Linked DNA regions of Homo sapiens: region 1 is linked to region 2. The links are chromatin contacts, found by Hi-C in ENCODE. All regions are on one chromosome and are shown on one strand. Each heading gives the region's core, a stretch centred on a gene start or an enhancer-like site at or near the end of the contact. The rest is flanking DNA. Distances are from core to core; before and after follow the strand shown.

Region 1 (7,404 bases), core at 3,339-5,838, 4.3 Mb before region 2:
GAAGCCAAGGCTGCAGTGAGCTATGATAGCACCACTGAACTCTGGGCTGGGCCAGAGCAAAATCCTGTCTCTAAAAAAATAAAAATTAAAAAAGAGGAGATAAGGACACAAAGGCGAATGGAGGGATGGCCCTGTGAGGACACAGGGAGAAGATAGCATCTACAAGCCCAAGAGAGAGGCCTTAGGAGGAACCAGGCCTGCCCACACCTTGATCTCAGACTTCCAGCCTCCAGGACTGTGGGAAAATTAATTTCTATTAAATAAGTCACTCAGTCTGTGGTATTTTGTTATGACAGTCAGAGCAAACTAATACAGTTACACCCTACATTCATTCTCGAAGGGGCTCCTGTGGCTTCCATCTCCAAAACAGAACAAGAAGACCAAGAATCCCACCACTCATGATCTCAATGGTGAAACCCCGTCTCTACCAAAAAGACAAAAATTAGCCGGGTGTGGTGGCAGGCATCTGTAGTCCCTGCTGCTCAGGAGACTGAGGTAGGAGAATCACTTGAACTGGGGGGTGGAGGTTGGAGTGAGCTGAGATCACGCCACTACACTCCAGCCTGGGCGACAGAGCTAGACTCGATAACAAAAAAAAAAAGTCTGCCACCATGCTCTGCAAGACCTGGCCACCAGTAGCGTCAAACTCTGTCTCTTTCCTTGCACAGTCCTGGGATTACAGGCTCGAGCCACCAGCTTCCTCTTTATCTTCTTTCCCATCAAGGTGAAATTCACTATAACATAAAATGAATCATTTTAAAATTGACCATCTAGTGACATTTAGCATATTCACAGTGTTGTACAACTGTCATCTCAATCTAGTTCCAAAATATGTTTATCGCCCCCAAAGGAGACTGGATATTCTATTCAGCAGTCCTCCCCATTTCCCCTCCCAGCTGTCTCCCTGAGCCACTGGGTTGGCTTTCTCCATCTCTCGGGATCTGTGTGTTCTATGTTCCTCTTCATGTTAAAATTTCTTCCTCTTCTTCAGTTTCCATCTCCAAGGAGATGAGCAACACGTGGGAGGCAAGGTAAGGAGACCCAGGGCCAGTAGTTTCTTGTTCAAGAGGATGGGGGAAATGCAGATCCCTGGAAAAGAAGACTTCAAAAGAGGCCAGAAACAAGAGGAATAATGCTGAGAAAATATAGCATGAAAAAGTGGAAGAGAACAGAACAGAAAAGCAGAGATGTTCAGTCTGCATGAAAGAGGTAATGATGGATCATCTCATCACAGCTGCCTTTCCATGGACCCTGCTGCATGGGGTGAATAGAGCCCCATCTAAATCCATTTGGGCTGCCATCACAAAACACAGTAGACCAAGGCTTAGAAACAATAGACATTTACTGCTGTCAGTCCTGGAGGCTGGAAGTCCAAGATGAAGGTGTGGAAGATTCAGCATCTGGCAGAGACCAGCTTCCTAATTAACAGTGCTATCTTGCTGTGTCCTCATATAGTGGAAGGGGCGAGGGAGCTCCCTGGGGTCCCTTTTATAAAGACACTGATCCCATTCATGAGGACCCACCCTCATGACCTCATCACCTCCTAAAAGCCCTACCTGCTAATATCATCATCTTGGGGACTAGGGTGTCGACATAAGAATCTTGGGGTGGGGGACACAAATATGATGATGGTGGCCCCAAACCTGGTTTTGAGTCTGGACCCACCACAGTAAACGACCACAGGGAGGCAACCTACAGAAACGGCAGAGGGAACCCGTCACACAGAAGAAACAACGGTTCCACCTTCTTACCAGGAAGCTGGCTTAACAGGAAGCTTCTAACCACAGACTTTTCTAACAGGGAAAACTCGGTCACAATTCCAGACAAAGCAAAGCACTTTCAGCTTTTTGGAAGGACTGCCTTGGGGCTTTCTCTGTATTTCCCCCAAGGTTTTTTGTTTGTTTGTTTGTTTGTTTTAAACAACCACAATGCCACCAACATTACCACCTTTTTGAAAGATTCTCTCTCTCTTTTTTCTTTTCAACTTTACATACGCAATTTCATGCTGGAGAGAAGAGGAAACTGATGGATAGAAAAGGTTTATTTTTTGGAGACCTACAGTGTGCCAGGCACTGTGTAATCATCTCCCTTGATACTTCCTTTTATTTTTGACATAGGCTCTTACTCTGTTGCCCAGGCTGGAGCACGGTGGCACCATCATGACTCCTGCAGTCTCCACCTCCTGGGCTCAAGTAATCCTCCTGCCTCAGCCTCCCTAGCAGTTGGGACTACATACAAGCCCATGCCACCACACTCAGCTACTTTAAAAAATTTTTTTTGGCCAGACGTGGTGGCTCATGCCTATAATCCCAGCAGTTTGGGACGTTAAGGCAGGTGGATCACAAGGCCAGGAGTTCAAGACCAGCCTGGCCAAAATGGTGAAACCACATCTCTATAAAAACTACAAAAATTAGCCAGGCACAGTGGCAGGAGCCTGTAATCCCAGCTACTTGGGAGGCTGAGGCAGGAGAATCGCTTGAACCTAGGTGGCAGAGGTTGCAGTGAGCAGAGATTGCAGCACTGCACTCTAGCCTGGGTGACAAAGTGAGACTGTCTCAAAAAAAAAAAAATTTTTTTTTTGAGATGGGGTATTACTATATTGCCCAGACAGATACTGAGCTCCTGGGCTCAAGAGATCCTCCCACCTCAGCGTCCTAAAGTGCTGGGATTACAGGCATGAGCCTCCACACCTGGCTTCCCATGAATTTTTATTTTTTTGAGACAAGGTCTCTGTCACCCAGACTGCAGTGCAGTACCAAGATCTCAGCCCACTGCAGCCTCAACCTCCTGGGCTCACGATTGTCATGCCTTCACCCTCCTTTGATTTTCACAAACCATGTCTCTTCCTGGTGGGGAGTGTCTGCTGCTTTCGAGAGTTTAACATCTCCCTTCTTTGCAGCGTGCCTATGAACTGCAGATGACATTGCTTTTGTCGTCTGATCCAGTGTGCATGCCCTACATTCCCAGGGAGGAGGCAGCGTGCTGCAGGCGAAACCTACTGCCACATAGCATCCCTTCTCTCAGACCCTCTTTCCATTAAGAAGACTACAAGCACGGTGGACACACCTGTAATCCCAGCTACTTCCGTGGCTGAGGTGGGAGGATCACTTGAGCACAGGAGTTCGAGACCAGCTTGGGCAACATAGCCATACCCAACTCTATAAAAATAAATAAATAAATTAGTTGAGTGTGGCAGTGCACATCTGTAGTTCCAGCTACTTGGGAGGCTGAAGTGGGAGGATCACTTGACCCAGGGAAGTGGAGGCTGCAGTGAGCTATGGCTGTAATACTACACCCTAGCCTTCACTACAGAGTGAAACTCTTGTCTTTAAAAAAAAAAAAAAAAAAAGAGGCAGCCGGGCGCGGTGGCTCACGCCTGTAATCCCAGCACTTTGGTAGGCCAAGGCAGGTGGATCATGAGGTCAGGAGATCGACACCATCCCAGCTAACACGGTAAAACCCAGTCTCTACTAAAAATACAAAAAATTAGCCGGGCATGGTGGTGGGCGCCTGTAGTCCCAGCTACTCGGGAGGCTGAGGCAAGAGAACAGCGTGAACCCGGGAGGCGGAGCTTGCAGTGAGCCAAGATTGCACCAATGTACTCCAGCCTGGGCGACAGAGCAAGACTCCGTCTCAAAAAAAAAAAAAGAAAAAAGAAAATAATGTTAATATTGTCATGGTGGAACTTCTGCCCATAAACTAATGTACATATTGTACCCGTCCAGTACTTGGCATCAGTGAGTGTCATAAAGAACAACTGCCGATAATGCCATCATCCATTCATTTATTTATTCACACACAGAGTGACCAGCTTGTCCCTGTCTCTGCCTGGGACTTTCCCAGCTAGCATTGAAGGTTTCCCACCTCAGGAAATCCCAGGCATATGAGGAGGGTTGATTTCTCTATTCATGCAGTGGATGGTCTTGGGCACACACTAAGTGCCGGGTCTGTTCTTTGGATGTGGGAGATGAAAGCGACTCCAACACACAGAGGTCCCTGCACTCTTGGCATTTATGTGCCAGCAGCGGAGGCAGGCGGAATGCTTGAGCCCAGGGGTTCAAGACTAGCCTGGGCAACACAGCGAGACCCTGTCTCTTTTATTTAAAATAAGTCCTGCACATGTATCTTAATTTAACTTAAATTTAATTTAACATGTATTTTAATTTAACTTAAATTAAAAAAATAAAATGAAATAAACAATGAAGAGGAGAAACCGGCAGGACTTCTATCCTTGGAAATGTTCTCTGACGTGTAATATTTGATCTCATCTCTTGGCATTTGCATGATGCACTTAAAGGAAACTGTCATTCACACATGCATGAGCCTGTCTCACACGGAGCACCCACACAAGATAAATAAGATCAAAGGGCTGAGCTCCACTTTCTGTGTATTGTTAGGCTACAAACAACACTCCTAATTGCTATGTCAACACTGCCCACAAGGCTGCTGATTTATGCACACAGTAGAATCTCACCAGTTCAGATGCCATTCGTCCCGGCAGCATGCTGTGTGGGGATGCCGTGGACTCAATGTCTGTGTCCCCCTAAAATTCCTGTGTTGAAATCCTCACCTGCAAGGTAATGGTGTCAGGAGGTGAGGCCCTAGGGAGGTGATGAGGTCGTGAGGTTGGAGCCTCATGAATGGGATCACTGCCCTTATAAAGGGACCCCAGAGGGCTCCCTCACCCCTTCCACCATGTGAGGACACAGCGAGAAGGCACCATCTATGAACCAGGAAGCAGGTCCCCACCAGACACCAAATCTGCCATGCCTTCATCTTGGACCTCCAGCCTCCAGAATTGTGAACAATAATAAATGTCTGTGGTTTGCTACTCTGGAGGCTGAGGCAGGAGAATAGTGTGAACCCAGGAGGCGGAGTTTGCAGTGAGCCTAGATTGCACGACTACACTCCAGCCTGGGTGACAGAGCAAGACTCTGTCTCAAAAAAAAAAAAAAAAAGCCACCCAGTCGGTGGTATTTTGCTACAACAGCCTGAATGAACTATCTTAAGGCATTAATAAGACCCAGCAACGAGGAGAGCAAAGGAAAATTCTGGCCAATTTAGGAGAACCAATATGAGATATGGCAAGGTTTCTCTTCAAACAGCCTGCTCAACCTTTTATTCTTTAATTCCCAGTATCCACCCCTGCATCTCTTTCTTCTCCTTTTCTTCTTTCTGACTTTACTACATGCCCAGGCATGCCACAGCACCAGTGGCATTATCAGCACCAGCTCACCCTCCTTCCTTTATTTGGGAAAAGACTGGCTTTCTAGTTCGCCACAGACGACCCCTCCCTCCTCTCTCCTCTCTCCAATCATGTGTCCACCTTATCATTAAAGAACGTTGAAATGTTTAGCCAGTCGGGTCTATTTTAGATTGTGCAGTCTGACCCCAGCCAATGGGGAAAGGACACAGGGGCAGGAGTTGCCTTAGGAATAAAAACTTCTACTCTCCTTTGTTCAGGGTGCTCTTGGGGCAACCAGCCACACAGGAGGCACCCTTCTGTGCAGAAATACATTTTTTTTGCTGAGAAATCCTTTCTCTAAGGGCTCGATTTTCCTTGCAACTCCAAGCCTTATTTCTAAAAACCAAGGACAGAATTAAAAACTACCAGTACAAGCGCTTTAGATTTCAGAACCATGCATCATTAATTATGAAGATCTCCTAGCTCTTAAGAATATAAAATATTTTCAGATGGTATATCATGTGAAAGTTACAAAAAAAAATGTGTTGAGGAAGACAGAGGGGTCTGCGGTGAGGGAATTCATCCTGTACCATGGTTTGGAGGGTGGTAGCTGCCAAATCCACACACTGGGTAAAACTGCACAGAACTCTACACACACACTCGCAAACACAAATGAGCACCTTTTGAAAACTAGTAAAAGGCTGAACAAGCCAGGCACGATGGCTCATGCCTGTATACAATCCCAGCACTTTGGGAGGCCGAGGTGGGAGGATCACTTGAGGCACCAGGAGATCAAGACCTAAGCAACATAACAAGACTCTACCTCTACAAAACATACAAAAATTAGCTGGGTATGGTGGTGCATGCCTGTAGTTCCAGCTACTTGGGAGGCTGAGGTGGGAGGATCACTTGCACCCAGGAGTTCAAGGCTGGGGTGAGCCGAGCTCGCACCACTGTACTCCAGACTGGGCAACAGAGTGAGACCATGTCTCAAAAAAAAAAAAAAAAAACAAGCTGAATGAGGTATGTGTTCTCTTTAATAGGGATATACCAACATCAATGACTTGGTTCTGATATTGTCCCATGGATATGAAGACGTCACCAAAGAGAAGCTGGCTGAAGGGTCTGTGAGACTCCAGGTACTGTTTTTGAAATCTCCTGTGAGCCTGTATTTCAAAATACGTATATTTTAGTACGGGTCCAGGAACTTTGGAGTCTTCCTCATAGTAACCGTGTAGGACAGGTACTGTTATTACTTCCCTTTTTTTCAGATGAGTAAATGTAGAACTAGGTTAAGAAAAGGAAGATGAAATGTGGACCCAAATCCTGGCCACTGGTTTACCTGCTGAATTACCTCCTTCCTGACAGGCTAACATGGGGGATACCCATGAGAAACAAGCACTGGGTTATAGATGCCAAATGATTCAATAAGGACACTTTTGGAATAAAACCTAAGTTTTTTGGGGTCTTTTTTTTTTTTTTTTTGAGATGGAGTCTTGCTCTGTTGCCCAAGCTGGAATGCGGTGGTGTGATTTTGGCTCACTGTAACCTCAGACTCCCTGGTTGAAGGAATTTTCCTGTCTCAGCCTCCCATGTAGCTGGGATTAAAAGCTCACGACACCATACCCAACTAATTTTTGTATTTTTAGTAGAGACGGGATTTCACCTTGTTGTCCAGGATGGTCTCGATCTCCTGACCTCGTGATCTGCCCACCTCAGCCTCCCAAAGTGCTGAGACTACAGGCATGAACCACCGTGCCTGGCCAAACCTAAGTATTTTTTATCTGATATACAGAGAAAGCAATTCTCAAACAGTCATTTTAAGTGGGAAGATTGGTAAAATAAGGCTGGTGGATTGCTGCACAGAGAGACATCCTCTTCTGTCTACGTAGTGTTAAGTTTTTCACTTCCATAAATTATTTTATTTTATCTTATTTTATTTCATTTTATTTTTTACACAGGTCTCACTTTATTTTATTTTATTTTATTTTATTTATTTTATTTTTTAGACAGAGGGTCTCGCTCTATCACCCAGGCTGGAGTAGAGTAGCATGACTATGGTTGACTACAGCCTTGACCTCCTGGGCTCAAGTGATCCTCTTGCCTCAGCTTCCCAGGTAACTAACAGCACAGGTATGCGCCAACATGCCCAACTACCTATTATTACTATTTTTTTTTAAGAGATGAGGGTCGCGCTGTATTGCCTAGGCTAGTCTAGA
Region 2 (7,442 bases), core at 1,361-3,860:
ATGTTGCTTTGACTACCTCCTGCAATATACTGCCAGACACTTTTGTAAAACAGCAATCTCTAGTTCCCTTCAGACTTCTTTGAATCATCAGCGTTGTGATCTGCTGCAGTCTGGGAAGACTCAAAACCTGCGTTTTATTTAGTAAAAGTCTAGGAAGCAAGTGCTGCTATACATGTTCTCTGAAACTACTGCATCTAGGACCCTCACATATAAAGTGAACAGCGAATTTTAAAGCTTGCTTACCTTCACCAAGAAGAAGGGCAAAGTTTCATAAAGCCACCTGAAGGCTACTGCATTTCTGAAAACTGCTTTTCTAAACATACCTCTCAAACTGATTTCCTGTACTTTTGTAATTTTCAACCACAGTAAATACAATTTTGCTTACAATTTTAAATAGGAGCAAAAGATTATTTGGTAAACTTTCGATGCAAAAACGAAGCAGCAGTCTAGTAGAGACTAATTCAAAAAATAGCCACATTCTTTTTTTTTTTTTTTTTTTTTTGAGACAGACTCTCACTCTTGTTCCCCAGGCTGGAGTGCAGTGGTACGATATCGACTCACTGCAACCTCCGCCTTCAAAGTACCTGGGATTACAGGCGCGCGCCGTCATGCCTTGCTAGTTTTTTTGTATTTTTAGTAGAGACGGGGTTTCGCTATGTCGGTCTCCAGCTGGTCTCGAGCTGGATTCGAACTCCTGACCTCGGGTGATCCGCGCACTTCGGCCTCCCAAAGTGGTGGGATTACAGGCGTGAGTCACCGCACCTGGCCAAAAAACAGCTACCTTCTTGATCATCCATCCAGTAACGAAAACACTTATCAATTTATACTAGCTCTCAATCCTTCTCAACCTTTAAACTTTTGTAACAGCTGCAGCCAGAGCTCAGCATAAACTGAGGTGTGCCACCAATGTATTTCAAAATCTACTTTTTACAGCCTAAATTTGAATCCCTTTCCTATCTATATTATCCACTCCAGCAAAACCGTAAATATTTGCATCTTCTACAGACATTTCATTCTTGTAATGACCTCTCCTACTCCCATTCCTCACCCTAGCTAAACCCCATCTACTTCAGGATTCCCAATTTTGCAAACTGAAACCTCGCCTTCCTGTGAAATGCCCGCAGCAAACTTTTTGCAGTCACGTTCTGCATTAAGAGCCTTTTAAATCTTTCTTAGCACCTAGCACTGTCCAACGCTCACATTACTGTGCTCCAATTTTCCAGCAAAGTTGTACAAAATGCTAACAAAAGTATTTTGAAGATGAAACTGTATAAGAAATTTCAAATAAAATCTCAATGTCATCATGGGTATATGAACCTACAAGTAATGCATGAATTGTCTTTCAAAAAGAAAAATACCTCTTCTGCCTATTTTCCATCTCTTACTCAAAAAAAGTACACGGACTAAAAAAAAGCTCGCTCGTTTAAATACAGCTCATCAAAAAAGTGTTTCCACATAAATGGGAAAAGTCGCCTTGGGGAAATTTTATTCCTCTGCCCTCGTGCTGTATAATTTGTACTGTACTGTCTATTGGACGAGTGCCTAATAACTTTTTCATAATAAATTCCAGTTCTATTTTGCAGATCCTCGAAGAGGCAATGATGGTTGAAAAATAAGCGCATCGAAGGTCCCCGAACAGCCACATAATGACTTTAATTAGGGGAAAATAAAATTTTCTGGAATTTATGTGCTCTCGTGAGCCTAGATGCCCGAATTGCCACCTGCTGAAACGGGTGGCTGTAGACTCTCGGAAGGGCACAGAGCCGGGAGCGCTGAGGGGCGAAATGACCCCGGCGCCCGAACGGACGCCTGCGGCATGTCACCTAAAGCGTAGCCGACACTGCACCCAGCCAAGGATGGGCTGTGAGGGGAAGGCCGAAAGGTGGCGCTGCCGCAGGCGTCTGGAACGTACGCGCGCATATGGCGACAAAGGCAAGGGCCGCCAAGGGAACGAGCACGCCCTGTTGCGCAGACACGCCGTCGCGCCGGAGGCTGCGCTGCCGCCGCCGCCGCCGTCCTTTTCCCCATCCCCGCCTCAAGGATCATAACCGAATTTTTTTTCCAGATACCGCCTTCAAGATGGCGGCTCCGCCTCCCGACAACACTCTCAATACTCCCCAGCAGCAGGCGCCTAGCAGCCGCCATCTTGCCCCCCCGTCCCTCCTCCCCTTCGCGGACATTTACATAGCGAAAATAGGCCCAGCAGGCCTCCGGCCTTCACCTCACGCCTGCAGCCTTCGCCTTCTCGCCCCCGTGCCGTGCCCTGCGTCCGCAGTGGTGTCGACCCCAGGTCCATCAACTGCCTTCCGGACAAACGGGCGAACTTTTCCCACCCTGCCCGCTTATGGAGCGCACCTCCGCAGCCGCTCAGGGCAACTGGATAATCACTAGGCCTAACTGCGGCCTCCTCGGGGCCTGTTCGGCGCCGAGCGCCACGCCGGCCGGCCTAGCGCGGGAGGGCGCCCTACGGGACGCCGACCAGGCCACAAACAGGTTACTGCGCGCGCACTAGGCCCCGCGGCCGCGGGGGCACGCGGGACTCACCCGACGGATGTGCGGGCGGTCGGCGACAGCGGCGGGTGCTGCAGGACGGCCTTTCTCTGGAGCACTGGGCCGGGCTCCGGCTGGTAGGGCGGGCGGAGGGAGGGAGGAGGGGCCGAGTTCGGAGCTGACAAAAAGCGGCCCAGCTCCCCGGCACGGGCCCGCCGTCAGCACGTCACGTCACCGCCCGGGAGAGAGACCCAGGAAAATGCGGGATGGTAGTTGGGCCCCCTCCGCCCGGTGGGCCTCTCGGCGCCCCGGGTCGGCGCCGGTCACGCCCCGAGTCCGGGGAGTCCAGTGACCTCACTGCGGTGGGGTCTCCGGCAGCTGGAGTTTCCGTCACAACGTTCCTTTTCTCCGCGCGCCCGCCGTCACCACTACTTGCGCACCACCGCCTTAGTTGGTTGCGTGCAGGCAAGCGGCCCCGCACCGGGCCAGGCCACCCCCTGCCATCTCCGGTGGACCTGGGATTCCTAATCTCCCACACCCTGCGCCAGGCTCTCCCGAGACCTATCGCCTCTCGGCGCCAGTCCTAGCCAAGGCGACAGATCTCATTGTTGCAGGCCCTTAGACCCCCGCCCTCAGTAAACGTGTTTACTTTATTCCTAGGGTTGAGGAGGAAAGCAGATACAGACATATAGCATTCCCCACTGTCTCCTTTGTTGGCTTTAAAAAAAAAAAAAAAGAAAGTAAATGGACTTGCCACAGTGTACAGGCAAGAGGAGGGGAGGATTATCCTAATCAATTACTGAGCCAATTGATTTTTTTTTTTGCGTTAACGTAGGTATTTTGACCAAGATTTGTAATGTCTAGTGTGTGTTCTTTATGGCAGTGTTTCATCTTTTGGCATCCTTGAAATGTCAGTTTTGTGTAATTGTCTCATGAACAATGAATTATGCACACCCTTTAATAAATGTAAACTAACAATTGGTTTTGGGATTGTCTTCTTACAAAATTATTTATCCTCTTAAAGTTTAAAAAGGCTTTAGAGACTGAGAGGAAAATGCATTTGATTAAACAGATAGTACTGATGAACTCCAAAAACGTGTATTGTGCGTTTTCATTACTTTACGTTTTAATGCACTCTAATTTCCCATTAAACTAGGTACCCAAACTGTGTTTAAAAGTTGCTACTAAAAAGTTAAACATGCCTATCGCGGTCGCTCACCTCTGAGCGCTTTGGGAGGACAAGGCTGGAGTATCGCTTGAGGCCAGCAGATACAGGCGGACAGCTGTGATCAAGCCACTGCACTGCAGCCTGTGGGCCAGAGCCGGTAATCTCTAAATGTAGAGGCCAGGTATTTCAGTTTTCTAGCATACCTATTTTTAAAACTCAGAAATCATCTTGTCCTTAACTGAGAAACCTAAAAATCATAAAATGCTTTACGAAAGGAAAACCAGTGGTACATAGTTGATATAATGAGTTAAGTGCTGGATAGCAATTCTCTTTTCAAACCATTGGTTTGACCTTGTTTTCTCAAGTCGTTACCTTTTGTTTCAAAAATGATAAATGAGAGGCGGCTCACCCCTGTAATTCCAAAACACTTTGGAAGGCTGAGATAAAATCAGCTTGTGCTCAACTGATAGTTGGAGACAAGCCTGGAAAATAGGGCGATCCATCTGTACAAAAAAATTGAAAAGTGCTGGGTGTGGTGGAACACGCCTGTAGTCCCAGCTATGGGAGGCTTAAGCCCATTTGTTTGGGCTATGATTGTGATACCACACTCCAGCCTTTATGACAGAGCAAGATCTTGTATTTAAATAAATAAAATCTTGTTTGAGAAATTTTCATCAAGTTAAGACAATGTATTTTGAGGAAAGAAAAGTATTTTTACATTATGTTTTTCAGTAAAAAAAACTAGCCTAATTTCATATGTAATTAACATAATTTCAAAATACTGATAACGTTCAAGTTTTTAGAGATGGTACCTGGCTCTGCCACGCAGGCTGGAGTGCAGTGGCACCTTCGTAGCTCACTCAGCCTTGAACTCTCTAGTTCAGTGTAACAGCCATGGCCTCCCAAAGCACTGGGATTACAGCTGTAAATCAAATATTTTCCAAAGGCCTTCATTTAATGTCCTTATGGTATGTCAAGAATGGGGTCTCATGTCAACTGTAAGCAACATGGTCAGAACACAAAAAACAAAGTAAACATTATTGTTAATACTTACATGCTTATCAAAAATCCTAGTATTATTATAAAAAATTACCAATATATAAAGCACTTCAGAAAGAACAGCTAAGGAATATAAAGGAAAAAAGATGTTTCCTAATCTGAAAGATCAGAGGTAGTTCAGATAAACTAAACAGCTTTTGACATTACTTTTCATTCATAATGTTAACTTTTGGTGAGAGACAAGGAAAGGATGGTCTAATTTTAGTTGTCATATAAGAAAAGTCTTTATTACAGTCCAAGAAAGATTATAAATGACTACAGATGAAGTCAACTATATTTACATCTTTTTACCTTCTCAAAGAAACACAACAGAGGGAAAATTTATATAGGGACAATGATGAGATAATATTTCAAAAGTATATTGTGAATACAAAATAACTGGCTGCAAAGCAAATAAACTTTTATTACTGATAAAATGTACCTGTTGTTCACAGTTGCTAATGTGTCTCAGCTTTGAAAGTAACTAACCAGCTCACAAAGATCGAGGTTTTAATAAAGTAGCTACAATTGCGTAAAGTAGCTACAATTGCATAAGCAAGACACAGTACAAGGTCTTTATATCTTTTTCCAAAAGAAGATGAAGCAGAAAAATAAAAAAAAGAATTTTACTTCCCATCACTAAGAAGGAATTTACAAAAAAAGATTATACTAGTTTTTGAGAAAACAGAGACACTTCAATAGTATAGAATTAATTCATACACCAAAATGTAAAAGCATGTTATCTAAAATGTCTCAAAAAGCTTTATGGAACCAAAATTTAAAGACATCGTATCTAAAACTTCTCAAAAAGTTTTATAGAACTAAGTGTATTAGGCTGCTATGGAGGCCATAAGAAAATACCACACTGAGTGGTTTAACCAAAAGAAAATTCATTTTCTCACAATTTCAGAGCCCCAAGTCCAAGATCAAAGTATTGACAAGTTTGATTTATTCCAAGGCCTTTCTACTTGGCTTTTAGTGATGGCAGCCTTATCACTATCTTCACCTGATCTTCGCTCTGTGTCTATGTCTGACTCTCTTGTAAGGACACTAGTCATATTGGATTAGAGTTCACCCATATGACCTCATTTTACCTTAATTACCTCTCTGCAAATGCAGGCACAGTTGGAGGTACTTGGAGTTATAATCTGGGGAAGGACACATTTCAGCCCAAAATACTCTACCCTCTGGTCGCTCAAAATGCATCTTATTTCTCACATGCAAAATACATCATTACTAGGGTGTGTCAAAAAACGTTGTGATCCAGTTTGAAGAGGCTTGTACTGGCTAATGATGAGTATCAAAATACCATTTTATTGCAATGCACTTAAACCCATTGGATATATCCAAAATCATGAATCCACAATAACATATTTCAAAAAATTATCACCTTTGAGGAATGGTAGAGAACCAACACTTGTGAGAAGAATGTCTGATTATGAAAAGAATAACATGTTTATCTCATACAAATGTTTTTCCCAACCAAAAACAGTGATAGCAATTTTCTCTTTATAGATGTATTCCCTTTTTCAGTCTGTTTTCTTATCACATGTCATGTAGCCTCCAGAAAACTCCACTGTACACCTGTGGAAAAATAAGAATGCAAGAGGCAGTATTTATGGTTATATGGAAATAGTTTTTTGTTGTTGTTGTTTTTGCTTTTTTTTTGCTTTTGTTTTTAGACAGGGTCTCACTCTGTCACCCAGGCTGGAGTGCCGTGGCGCGATGTTGGCTCACTGCAAGCTCCATCTCCCGGGTTCATGCCATTCTCCTGCCTCAGCCTCCCGAGTAGCTGGAACTACAGGTGCCTGCCACCACGCCCTGCTAATTTTTTGTGTGTGTATTTTTAGTAGAGATGGGGTTTCACCGTGTTAGCCAGGATAGTCTTGATTTCCTGAGCTCGTGATCCACCCGCCTCAGCCTCCCAAAGTGCGGGGATTACAGGCATGAGCCACTGCGGCCGGCCTGGAAATAGTTTCGAAATTCCCCTGTAAGGGTCTGAGGACCCTCAGACCACACTTTGAGAAAGAATTTTTGAGTTAATATGTAACAATAGTTACAAGGAGTGTCCTTGTTATAGCATGTCCAGAGAATGCACAAATATGCCATTTTCATCCACCGAAAGAACTGTAACAGAAATGAGGGATTGCATTTCAGATATTCGGAGTTCTTACATGGCAGACATTGACAACAAAGAAGAGTCTGATCTTGGACAAGATTTGGGGCTGGGTGTGTTTGCTCACACCTGTAATCCCAGCACTTTGAGAAGCCGAGACGGTGGATCACCTAAGGTCTAGAGTTTGAGATCAGCCTGGCCAACATGGCTAAACTACATCTCTACTAAAAATACTAAAATTAGTTGCGCATGGTGGCTTATGCCTATAATCCCAGCACTTTCGGAGGCCAAGGTGGGTGGAGCACCTGAGCTCAGAAGTTCAAGACCAGCCTGGCCAACATGGTGAAACCCCAACTTCTACTAAAAATACAAAAATTAGCTGGGTGCAATGATGTGTGCCTGTAATCCCAGCCTCTTGGGAGGCTGAGGCAGAATTGCCAAGATGATGCCACTGCATTGCAGCTTGGGCAGCAGAATGAGACCTGGCCCAAAAAAAAAAAAAAAAAAAATTGACTGGCATTGAAGAAGTAGAAAAAGAGCAGGCATGGTGGCTCACGCCTGTAATCCCAAGTCTTTGGGAGGCCAAGGCAGGTGGATCATGAGTTCAAGACCAGCCTGGCCAACATGGTG

What was found. Hi-C counts contacts between places; a loop is a spot of excess contacts on that map. Pooled maps may share reads with other maps.
Region 1: a loop to region 2 is called in a map with no recorded cell type, with 8 times the contacts of the local background. The contact joins the enhancer-like site here to the promoter of ZFY in region 2. A Hi-C loop is called at or near these places in 1 of 168 maps with a recorded cell type or tissue (naive thymus-derived CD4-positive, alpha-beta T cell), 1 of 37 single-sample maps with no recorded cell type and 4 of 50 pooled maps.

What each region holds. Positions count from the first base shown.
Region 1 is chrY:7,277,527-7,284,930 of GRCh38, reverse strand. It overlaps the pseudogene PRKY. Among named protein-coding and RNA genes, the nearest start is that of AMELY, 370 kb to the right of the region's middle. Within about 2 kb of position 4,588, at least 2 of the 41 ENCODE cell types and tissues checked have a DNase peak (open chromatin) inside an H3K27ac peak, as active enhancers do.
Region 2 is chrY:2,930,549-2,937,990 of GRCh38, reverse strand. It overlaps ZFY (zinc finger protein Y-linked), which reads right to left and starts at 2,610. Exons shown (of 8, transcript NM_003411.4): 1 at 2,222-2,610.